Linked DNA regions of Homo sapiens: region 2 is linked to region 1. The links are chromatin contacts, found by Hi-C in ENCODE. All regions are on one chromosome and are shown on one strand. Each heading gives the region's core, a stretch centred on a gene start or an enhancer-like site at or near the end of the contact. The rest is flanking DNA. Distances are from core to core; before and after follow the strand shown.

Evidence for each region. A loop is a pair of places that touch in the nucleus more often than their neighbours do. Pooled maps may share reads with other maps.
Region 2: a pooled map shows a loop between it and region 1 (3-fold over the local background). The contact joins two enhancer-like sites. A Hi-C loop is called at or near these places in 3 of 37 single-sample maps with no recorded cell type and 4 of 50 pooled maps.

The regions. Positions count from the first base shown.
Region 1 is chr12:79,054,802-79,061,118 of GRCh38, reverse strand. All of the region lies in intron 3 of SYT1 (synaptotagmin 1), which reads right to left. All of the region lies in intron 3 of LOC105369863 (a long non-coding RNA gene), which reads left to right. Among named protein-coding and RNA genes, the nearest start is that of SYT1, 190 kb to the right of the region's middle. Within about 2 kb of position 2,623, at least 4 of the 41 ENCODE cell types and tissues checked have a DNase peak (open chromatin) inside an H3K27ac peak, as active enhancers do.
Region 2 is chr12:78,454,744-78,460,741 of GRCh38, reverse strand. No RefSeq gene overlaps it. Among named protein-coding and RNA genes, the nearest start is that of LINC02424, 98 kb to the right of the region's middle. RefSeq lists a silencer at 2,517-2,566. Within about 2 kb of position 2,606, at least 2 of the 41 ENCODE cell types and tissues checked have a DNase peak (open chromatin) inside an H3K27ac peak, as active enhancers do.

The sequences.
Region 1 (6,317 bases), core at 1,374-3,873:
TAAATTTGCATTCTTATTTAGAATCAATGCTCCCTTCCCTATTATTCTATTTAATTTTAGAGAAATGGCAATTTTTAAATACCCTAACTTCACGAATCTTCTGAAGAACAGTCAATGTATCAAAACAGATAATCAAATGAAGACAGGCTAATTCCAGCCTGAGTAGTTAAAATGTGGCATATTTATAACTCATAAATCCTAAATTATCTTAAGCCCATCTATTTTTTTTTGCTGATTGCCTAAACTGAACTAGTTTTCCATGATTAATTTTAGGGCTTATGATATAAAAAGAGAGATGTTCTAAAAATCATGAACTCATTGCATTTCTATATTTGCATCTTATCTTTCCATCAAAGAATTGGCAAAAAGATTTCATTTTGGACAACTCCATTACTCAATAAATCATCAGATAAATGGATAAACAAAATGTGATATATACATACAATGGAATATTATTCAGCCTTAGGAAGAAAATTTTGACACATGCTACAATAAGGATAAACCTTGACAATATACAAAATAACCTAGTTACAAAAGGAAAAATACTGTTTAATTCCACTTATATGACGTAGTTAGAATAGTCAGTTTCATCAAGACTGAAGGTAAAATAGTGATGGCCAGGGGCTGCAGGGAGGGGGAATGGGGAGTTGCTGTTTAATATGTACGGAGTTTCACTTTGGGAAGATGAAAAAATTCTGAGGGTGGCTGATGCTGATGATCAAACAACAGTGTGAATGTACTTAATACCACTGAGCTGTATACTTTCAAATGGTTAAAATGGTAAATTTGATGTTATATATATTTTACCACAATTAAAAAAATGGCTAAAGATACAGCTCTTGAAAATAAAAGCTTTTTGTTACAGGGACGTAGGTTTTGTTTGGGGACGTGGATAACTTTTCTGAAAAAAAGTAAGGGAACAGAGAACTTTTAGTAAAGTTACTGCTATGATAGAGCTGGATAAACAAGTTGTCACTTTGGTTCAACCAGCATTGAGCACCTTCGCTGTGTCAGGTTCTGAGATAGGAGGATGCTCTGCCTACCACACTTGTGGAGCTCACTCTCTTATGCAAAGAGAAATTCATCAGATATTATTTCAGTGTAAGCCCATGAAACAGTTTGCATAATGTCTAGGAGCACAGGTTTTAGCATTACACAGACTTTAGTCTGCATCTGGCTCAAAATATATAAGCTAGTTATTTTGAGCAAGTTGGTTTGCCTTTCAGAATCTGTCTCCTCATTTATGAAATATAGATATGAAAATGCACTTCACAGGAATGAAATGACATGGGAAGCATGCAGCAGGGAGTAAGTGTTCAGTTACCAACATCCACTGTTTCCATAAGCCCTGAGGCAGAGGGATGGGCTATCTGGGGCTGTCTAACAGTAGCCTGGTATAACTGGTTACAAAGGTCTGGCCTGGCCTTACCAAGCCACTTTCATAATTGTTGATGCCAGCCCACAACAAGTACAGCATTTGTTTGATCATTGTGCATGGAGTTATTACTGAAAACATTTTAGTTATATTTATATCCAGAGTTATGATAAAAAAATTGAAAATTGAAAACTTGATTATTTTCTTGTTTTGGGTGGCCAGGTATAAGGAATGTTATAACTAACACAAATAACGATTTCTTTCATATAGAGGTAACTCTTAAAATTTACTTTATGAGTGGATGGTTTTACATTTGAGGTATTGAAAAGAATTAAAATTAAAATATAGGTAAACAATATTATATAATCATGTATTTTACATTTACTTTTACATTTTAGAAAAAATGAAGCAGTTATCTCTAGCTTATTACATCTTGATATGGTTTGGTTGTGTCCCCACCCAAATTTCATCTTGAATTGTAGCTCCCATAATTCCCACCTGTTGTGGGAGAGACCCAATGGGAGGTCATTGAATTATGGGGGCGTCTTTCCCATGCTGTTCTCGTGACAGTGAATAAGTCTCATGAGATCTGATGGTTTTATAAAAAGGAGTTCCTCTGCACGTGCTCCCTTGCCTGCTGCCATGTAAGATGTGCCTTTGACCCCCATTCACCTTCTGGCATGATTGTGAGGCCTCCCCAGCTATGTGGAACTGTGAGTCAATTAAACCTCTTTCCTTTATAAATTACCCAGTCTTGGGTATGTCTTTATTAGCAGTGTGAGAACAGACTAATACATACCTCATTAACAAATCTTCTATCACAAGCTTTGCAAGACCCACTGGGAAAATGTGTATGTATTAAAATAAAGAAACTATAGGCTCCTAAGTATAGTATTGAAGAAAATGTATCACTTCAAGAGCAGTGCAGGGGATGCTGCATTTAAGGCTGAATTCCCACCTATCCCAGTTCCTGTCTCCAAATATCTTCACCCATACTATCTATACATGTATCACTCCAGGACCCCACACTGCCAGAAATTCCTTAAGTTATTTGTTTATTTAAATTAACAATTGTGGTGTGGGGGTCGGGAAGTGAGAAGCAGAGGGGATGCAAGATGCAGGGCTGGTGTGGACACTTTGGCCCAATTATTTTTTCTTAGACATTTCCCCATACCAGCTGTACTGAGTCATTTTGATCAAGAGATAAGTTGGGTTAGAAAATTGGAAACCAAAACCACTTTAAAGAAAAGGCAGCTAGAGAATATCAGTTGGGAAACAGCATTACCTCAGGAAGAAAACAAAGGTGACAAAGAGAGAGAAGGCTGTGTGAAAAGCTGGCTTTAGTTATTTTTCACATATTGGGCAGGGTCAACTGAGTATCAGGAAAAATGGAGAAACATGTTTTTCCTTGTGTCCCTCTCACTCACACAGTCACCATAACCAATGCTAAAAATATTGTCATTTAGCATAAGCTGTGGGTTTTCACAGGTTTTTTTGTGTGGCCACTGTCGATAAATATCCATCTTATAAAATGGAAAGAAAACATCTTAAAAGGAATTTTGTTATATAACTCATTCATAAGTTGGGGACTGCTTGTATTGCTTCCATTCTTTTAGCTGTCTCATTTAATGACAAATCTGGCTTTGCCTTTCAAAAAAACACACTAATAATTGTTCACTTCTTAAAATGGGAACAATGGATATATCCATAAATATACAATTGTCCAAACCCATTTCTTTCTGGAATTATGTTACTAGGCATAATTCAAATAATTATTTTGTTGCATTCTGTAATAAAATGGTATTTATTATAAAGGTTGTGACATATGTAATGCTCATGAGCTTGTCCAACCTGCCTTATTTTGTTGTTGTTGTTTTTATTTTGTTTTGTTTCAGGCTTTTAGCAGCCTGAAGCCATAATTTTTGGTTTCTGTGTCTAATTGTAAGCAGGAAGGAGGGATGAGGAAGGGGTTTTACTGGCCCAACCAGAAACAGAAACTAAGAACCCATGACTGTACTCTCTCCCTTGGACACCCCTGCATGGTGAGTCTAAGACATAGAGGGTATTAAAAACATTTTTACCTTGTGCAAAATTAGAAAAAAAATTTTAAAGTACAAAAGAGAAAGAACATCTAAGACTAACCTTCACAGCTCAAATAGTAAATGCCTAAAAAAAATATATTACTTCCTAGGAGATGTTATAGCAAATTGTGTCAATGCCACATGCAAATATAAAATGGATAAGCAAAAATCCTGAGCAACTTGCAAAACTACTGCTAAGAATTATTTCTTATAATATATTTCAGACTATTGAAAAATTGTATAATATCATTTGGGGGGGGTCATATGAGTTAGAAACCAATGTATTTTGAGCTTTTGTTTAGAGACATTTTCCTTAGTCTGAAACATTTTGTACAAATTCATGAACATAGGCTTTGCCAGGATTCCTTTGAAAATGGAAAACAAAAACAATCACAGGATTAAGCAATTCATATTAACCATAAGAACAGAGGATATAGATTGCTCAAATGTACAATGGAGCATATGCTGAACCAGATTTTTCATCTTTCAGAATAGAAAAGAAATAAAATTGTCAGTATTTGTAATGATTCAATTCCAAGGAAAGGAGGAAAATGCTAAGATACTTATTATGAATTACTTTCTGCTGAAACAGGAATAGTTATTACTAAGACTGGGATATACTCATCTTTAGAGGCATAACAAGATTTTACATTGAAAGGAGAAGTGGTGTTAGGATTGATAGCCCATGTCAGACTGTAAAGGGATTTTTATGGTGTTTGCAAAAGAATGACTCAAACAACAAAACCACTTAAAATGGTGAATATGAAAATTTTCATTTGAAGATAATTAATTGAGGTTTTAAAATGAGGAGAAACAGTATTCTGTATCATGAGGGAAAAATGCAGCAAAATAAGCAACTTTGTCAACTGAGATTTCTTTGGTAAAAGAATAATGCTGTGATTTCAATTTCAGACATCACATACAAAATTTTATTATTTTTTAAAATGAGAGTTGCCATGTAATGGCATCATACTGCCCTTAACTTTAAAATGGTGCATGTAATAACAATGTGTGGGATGTAATTTATTTCTGGACATCTGTTCAGTCTAGAGTTTGGTTAGGTCTATTTTCTCTGGAGGAAGTGGTCCCCTTTGTTATTACAAAGAAAATAATTTCATGATAAGATAGAAAGCATTTTTGCTACCCTTCACATCGTGATGCATACTGATTCAGCCTACTTCTAGGGCCACGAAGACTGTCAAAATGTCTCAAGCTTTACTCTCCACCTTTCTGGAAGTGAGTCATGCTATTGAGATTGTCTAATTTCTGTGTTTGCTTTAAGAAGGAAGAGGCCTTCAAGGAGAGGGCTCCTGATGGACTCCTCCCAAAGCAAGCCTGCATCCTACTCTATCAAATCGAAATTTCATCTTGTGTTAAAGATTTCCAACCAGACTTTTCTCCTTTTCTTTCTTCCCTCACACTTTCCCTTCCTCTTTATTCCATCTAGACTTCTATATACAGTTATGAATCACTCAACAACAGGGGTACATCCTGAGAAATGCATCATTAGGCAATTTTGTTGTTGCTGAACAGCATAGCATGTACTTATACTAACCTAGATGGTACAGTCTACCTCACACCTAGGCTGTATGGTTTAGCCTTTTGTTCTTGGGCTACAAACCTGTACATGTCACTGTACTGAATACTGTAGGCAATTATAACACATTGGTAAGTATCTGTGCATCTTAACAGAAAAGGTACAGTAAAAATCTGATATTATAATCTTAAGGTGTCACTGCTATATATGCAGTCCATCATTGACTGAAATTTGTTAGGTGGTACATGACTATGTTTTATAATTTAAAAGATGTCAATTTATAATAAATAAATAAATTTGAAAGAAAAGAATGCCCCTTTGATATTACTAAGATGTTTTAAATAACAAATATAACAACAATAATTTTTACTTATGTTACTATATTAATTTCTGTAATAAGCAGTTAATAAACATGTCATTATTCTCATATGAAACGTATAAAATAGGATTCATTTTCATTTTTATAGAAGAGGACATTGAGGCAGCTTATTTTGTTTTCCTGCTGACACACAGGTAGTAAGTGGCAGAAATAGCACTTGAATACAGTTTTTTATCCAGTGCAAACATTCTTAATTACAAAGGAGAATAATGCAACCCAAGGCAAAACCCTGGTGTAGCCAAGTAAATAAATCATAATGTTATAGCAGATCAAAACTAATAATTCATATAGCTAAATCATTTGATTTAAAGTCTTATTAACTTTGGACTTTACATGATTTCTTTAAAACTGTAAATGCTGGTTAAATAATTTCCACTTTATCTCTTTTGACTAGACAACTTACATATCAGAGTCATGAAAGATAATGTTTTTCAGAATAAAATAAAGACTAATATCAATGAGAGCTTACAAATCAAAGATTAATAAGAAGTTTTAGAAACAATGAACTGAATTCTATCAACTAATTATAATAGCTAACTTGAATACAGTAACTACAATCAACAAGACACTTATATAAACAAAGACATTGCCTATATTTGACTCATTTGAATATCACAATTACTCAATGGAGAAATCAAAACTCACAGAGGTCTAAAAAATTGTCCTACATCCCATAGTTAATAAGTGGTGGAGCTGGCATTTGAATATAGAGAATTTTCAAAGCCAGTACTATGCTATAATAAGATTATAAAAGACTCCTTTGTTAGTGTATCAAAAAATACTGTAAATCATGAAATATGGTTTAGATTTATCATGAATAATAATGATTGTGGGAAACCCATTTTACTCAATTTCCAGGGAAAGTGACAAAACACTGAATCATTTGACAAATAAAAACATAATTTAATCTGATCATGGTTAAACAGACGAGTAGCTTGAAAAGAA
Region 2 (5,998 bases), core at 1,357-3,856, 600 kb after region 1:
GTGCAGTGGCTCACACCTGTAATCCCAGCACTTTGGGAGGCCGAGGAGAGCAGATTGCGAGGTCAAGAGATCAAGACCATCCTGGTCAATATGGTGAAACCCCATCTCTACTAAAAATACAAAAATTAGCCAGGCGTGGTGGTGCATGTCTGTAGTCCCAGCTACTTGGGAAGCTGAGGGAGGAGAATCACTTGAACCGGGGAGACGGAGGTTGCAGTGAGCTGAGATCGCACTACTGCACTCCAGCCTGGGTGACAGAGTGAGACTCCATCTCAAACAACAACAACAAAAAAGGCAAGCTGTACCCTGACCAACTTGGGCATATGACATTAGGTCCTCCTGAGGCTGTGTTATGGGTGCATTCTTAACCTTGGAAAAATAAACTTTCAAAATTGATTGAGACCTGTCTCAGATACTTTTGGGTTCACAAGCTAATACAATAGTCAATAGCTTACATCAACTTAAAAACTTTTTCCCCTATAAAGCCACTTGTAACTGCTACTATGGAGCATATATATCCAGGGCAACTTGAATCTATGTCTCACGGGTTGCAGTCCTCAAACTTGGCCCAAATAAACTCTCTATTTATATTAATCTAGTACTATATTAATTTTTGTTTCTTTTTTCTGATTGATATTTCAAATAAATTTGGTCACAGCCACCATCAGGGAATGGCAGTTTCCCAATGGATCAAAACACCTGAAACTGGTGATCAACAGCTTTCCCAGTGTTACCACAGGGTCCTTTCTCACAGAGTTCCCAAGATGGTGGCGGGCTGCTTCCAAGATGGTGGCAAGCCTCATGTTCTGTGACCTGGGGGTTCTTGGCCTCACGGATTCCAAGGAATGGAATCTTGGGCCATGTGGTGAGTGTTATAGCTCTATTAGAAGCCGTGGGTCACGGAAGAGAACTGTGGAACCCAGTGACTAGTGTTCAGCTCGATTAGGACGAACCTGGGCGCTTAGTCATGCAGGAACAATGGCAAGCCTTTAGCCCCATCTGGAGCGGCAATGGGCGCCTTGCTGGATCAAGAGCACAGTGGACACCCTTCCAGATCTGGAGTGATGGAAGTCTGCGACGCAGTGGTGGATGGCGAGCGAAAGCTCAGCTCAAGCGTAACAAACACGGACCAGAAGAGTACAGTTGCAAGATTTAATAGAGTGAAGATAGAGCTCCCATACAAAGGGAGGGGACCCAAAGGGGGTTACCGTTGCCAGCTCGAATGCTTGGGTTTATATCCTGATAATTGTCCCTCCCGCTGTGCTCTCAGGCAACAGGTGATTGGCTATTCCTTTACCTCCAGTTTTTGCCTAATTAGCATTTTAGTGAGCTCTCTTTCCTACCTGATTGGTCGGGTGTGAGCTAAGTTGCAAGCCCCATGTTTAAAGGTGGATGTGGTCACCTTCCCAGCTAGGCTTAGGGATTCTTAGTTGGCCTAGGAAATCCAGCTAGTCCTTTCTCTCACCAGTAAGATCTCAGGAATTGGGCAAGTGGGCTCGAGCATGCCATTAAGAAGCAAAATGGCAAAGTTTAACTGGTATATGAGCTTCTGGGGGCATTCCACTGGAAAAGGGGAGAATGGCTCAGGTGAGCATCCATACAACTCCAGTAAACACACTGCACATGCTCACTTCCCAAGTGCTAGCTGGCCACCACACATGCGAGCAGCTCACACTAAGGGAATAATCAAGGGAAATGGGATGCGAGATTCTGGAAGTATGCCAGCATATAAAACCCCAAGTCAAAGGTCAAACCCCACACTTGTACTCCAAGATGCCTTCTTGGCCCTCTTCCAGGTGTACTCTACTTTTCTTTTCATTCCTGCTCTAAAGCTTTTTAATAAACTTTCACTCCTACTCTAAAACTTGGCTCCATCTCTTTTTCTGCCTTATGCCCCACAGTCAAATTCTTTCTTCTGAGGAGACAAGAATTGAGGTTGCTGCAGACCCCTACGGATTCGCTGCTAGTAGCTCGGATACTCACCACCTCTAACAATAAGACCAGTAAAGCCTAAAAAGTCTACTATCTGAACTCCACAAAACAGCTCTGCCAGTCCTTACTCAAAAACAAAGAATCGTGTTTATTTTCAGGCACCATAGGAAAGGATTGCCCTCTCCCAAGCCTTTCTAACTCCCTCCCTCCACATAACCCCTGAATATGGTCATCTCATATTGCTCATATAGAAACTCACAAGAAGGCGTATTTGTTAGCCCAGCACACCAGACTTTTACAAAGTCTATTTTGTAAAAACAATGTGATGTTTTAGGGAGTAAATCCAACATCTCTCCTAATTCATTACCCTTGTAAAAATGCTTCAGGATCACTACAATTGACTTTCAAACTGAGGGCATTCCCCTTATTGTTATTTAGCTAATTTAACCTGACTTTTCAAGAAAATGAGATGTACTGTGAAACAGCCTGAAAGAACACCTAATGCTTATCTCAGAGAGTGCTGTTACTCCACTTGACTCTACATCTTGAAATAAAGTCAATTTTCTTGTTAGCTTACAAAAGAGAAAGAGAAGGAGTGTGACCAAAAGCCTGTGGTCTATAACAGGAGGAAGTGAGAGAGAAGGGAAGAGAGAGATTTGTTCTTAAGCTTTATGAAACACCAGAATGAGTCAGTTCCCATTTTGTTTACTTGATAATAGACTTCAGGAAGAACACAAAGATAGTACTCAGAAAATTAGCAAGTCACTTGTAACCAGATAGTTTTCCTGAGATATGTCTATATCTTTTGTCCTCTACTTATTCTTTGACTTCCTTGCTTCCATTTTCAGTGCTCAACGCAAATCCTGAAAAGTGCTTATCCAAAAACCAACCTTCCCATTTCTAATTTTCCAAGTAAATCAACAAATTTGAACCTCTGATAGAGCCAGTGAACTGCTACACAATACCACTGTCCTCAATTAACATCTTCTCTAGGCAATTTGCACCAAATGAAGTTCCCTTTGTGTCCAGCCGATGTTTTAAGGAAATAAAATGATAAAATGGAGAAATCTTTTAGATTGAGCTTGTTCAGATAACATCTAAGGGGCCATCTTTTTTTACCCACTCTTCTTCAACTCCAAAAAAGAAGCAAAGAGGCCTTAAAATATATCCCACCTGTTGTGAAGTAATCACTCTCCGGGTTGATCAGAAATCCTATTCTATGATGGTTAGTAGACCCTGAACACTGCATCTTGTAGAATAAGTGAGGCACCACCTCTCTGAACACAGTTTGCATCCTTTTAGGAGGAAAACAATTAAAACATTCTCCCAGGCACTGAAACAAACACTAAAGTTTTAAATCACAAATTCACCAAAAACACACAGACACGCACGCACATATACCAAATGAATATACATATATATTAATATATCTAATGAGAGAAAGACATTTGTAAAATAGCCCTGTAAATTAAAAATATTTCTAGTTATAGAGTAATGTAAAAGTAGAATGCTAACAAGTGAATTTCCCTGTAGCTTGATCACTCTAAAGAGAAATAGCAATTAGATACTATTTTTCTCAGACTTGTAGCCAGGGAAGAGTATTTTACAATTTCAAAGCTGAAAAGAAGAGCTACATTATAGAGACATATCAGCTGATAAAAGTAATGCTGACCAGGAAGCTTTTATTTTCAAAATGTTTTATTAAACTATATTCTATTCTAGAATATGGTGGGTTTTTTAATTGGATTACCCTCCAGGTGCAAAAGTGAGCCTATTGTTCTGCCACCTTTTCCTCTGAGGGAGCCCTAGGATTATTAACCTTCTCCATTAGGAAAGACAGACAATATCCTAATGCCTAGTTTGAAGGGATAGTTGGTGTCTGCAAACCTATAGAGAGACTGGCAGAATGTATATTCATTAATTCAACTGATATTTATTGTGCTGTGGATACAGCAACAAACAAAACAGACAATTCCTACAATTGAGAAGCTTACCTTCTAGTTGACGGAAACAGATGATGCATAACAAGCATAACAAGTAAATAACAGCATATTAAAGATGACATGTGCTATGAACAAAAGGAAGGCATAGAGAATTAAAGTGGGGGAACAGTTGTTATGATTTTAAAGGAAATAGTCAAGACTGGCTTCATTGAGAAGATGACATTTGAATATCTGAAGACCAAAAATCTTGGAAAAAAAAAAAAAAAAAAGACCCAGGCAGAGAAAACAGCCAGTACAATGGCCTTGAGTTTGGACTATGCCTGGCATGTTTAAAGAACCTCAAGGAAGCCAGTGGAGTGACAGTAGATTGTGTGAGGGTAAAGTAGTCAACAAATAAGTTAAGGTAGAGGTAGGAAGATGATGTAAGGAGTTAAAGTAATAATCTGAAAAATAGATGTGGCCCCATTGGCAGACTTTGAGCAGAGGCTTAAAGATACTGCTTTGCTGGAGTTGTAATTGTAGGGCATATAGCTTTGAGAAGGCATGAGTGTTTTAGGACCTGAAATTTATTCTCATACATGAAGCATGACTTGTCTCATATGAGGTGTGATAGTATAAAGATAGCACAGTTAAGACTTTTTGTTTAGAACACAGGAGAATTAATGAGTTCCAGGTTTGCTGAGTGATTCATGAGCCACTTAATCTTTCTATGCCTCCAAGAGGTTGTAAGCAATAATGCTAGTCACCACGTGTAGGTCTCAGAAGGGTTTGAGAAACTAGGGAGATGATGGAGGAAAGATAAAGTGTCAGATCAATATGAGTTGTCTTATAGCTACAGAGTTGATGACAATCTTATGTATGTTCTAGTTGACACAACAATTATAGTGTTTTCTATCAGGATCCAGAGTGTCTATGCTGAGGCTAGAAAGTCAAATTTTTAGAAGATTGTTATAGTTGTAAGAATGATAGGATATAAAGTATATATAATTGAGTTTTACAGTAATAGTGTTGTAAAGGTGCTGTCAGGAGGCCACTATGATAGATGTCAGATAAATCTACCGGATGGAAGACTCAAAAGTGTTAGGCCAAATGTGGAAGAAGCAGCTCAAGCCGAAGTCAGGCATGTCACCAATGTTAAGTGACAAAACTAGCTATTGGAAAGCAAAGAAAGGGAATAAGAATTGCCCTTATAAAAATGTCTAATTTGTTCTACAAAGACAAAAGAACAGATTTTTGTTAGTTAACAAAATGTAATGGAATCAGATTTTTTAAATGTCAAAAATGAGAGTAAAATGTTTCCTAAGATGATAGCTACATAGCAAAAATATCAATATGATAAATAAAAATGGTAGGATAACATAGATGATCTACCAACAGACTCTCTTACATGATGTGAAGGAAGCTGGAACTTATCTAATCAAAATCCTGCAGATCACATTACATAGAATACCAATTATGAAAAACAAGTTGCTCTATTATACTTTCTTTAGAGAGCATATATTTTTTAATCAAATAAGTTAACTGTAAGCAGAAGCATTGGCACCCTTTCCCCATATCAGACTAAAAGAAATAGGTTTATCAAATATCTTCTGTAAATGGAGGCTGAGTGGGATAGGGATATGAAATAAAAATGTTCTGGTGCTAGAGGATAAAGACTGAGGACAGTGTTCCCCAAGGTGGCTTGCTTAGAAGTTTTGGTTAGAAGTAGGTGGGAGGTTCTGTAATCAAATATATTTGGGAAATACTTGTTAAAAGCACATCATGCTTCAAAAATAGGCAAACAAGATAATAGGATAAAATGGTGGGCCACTTAAAGAATGGATGCAGAACCAACTAGAAATCCAGTGAGAGCTAATTTAAGGTGGCACTATACAAAAGGACTGGAGAATCCTTCAAAGAAAAAGTTACTTCTTTAAGAGTTTTGATGAAGACTCTTGTCATAGACTATGAAAAAATTATTTTGTGTTCATAGCGTTTTAGACTTGAAAATACCCTGAAGAATACCGGATTTCCTCTTTTACAGTCCTGTGCACTGAGACTTCAAAAGGTTAAGTGATTTACCTAAGGCCATAGAGCCAAAATTTGAAATGAAATTCAAGTCTTCAATCACAATATTCTTTTAC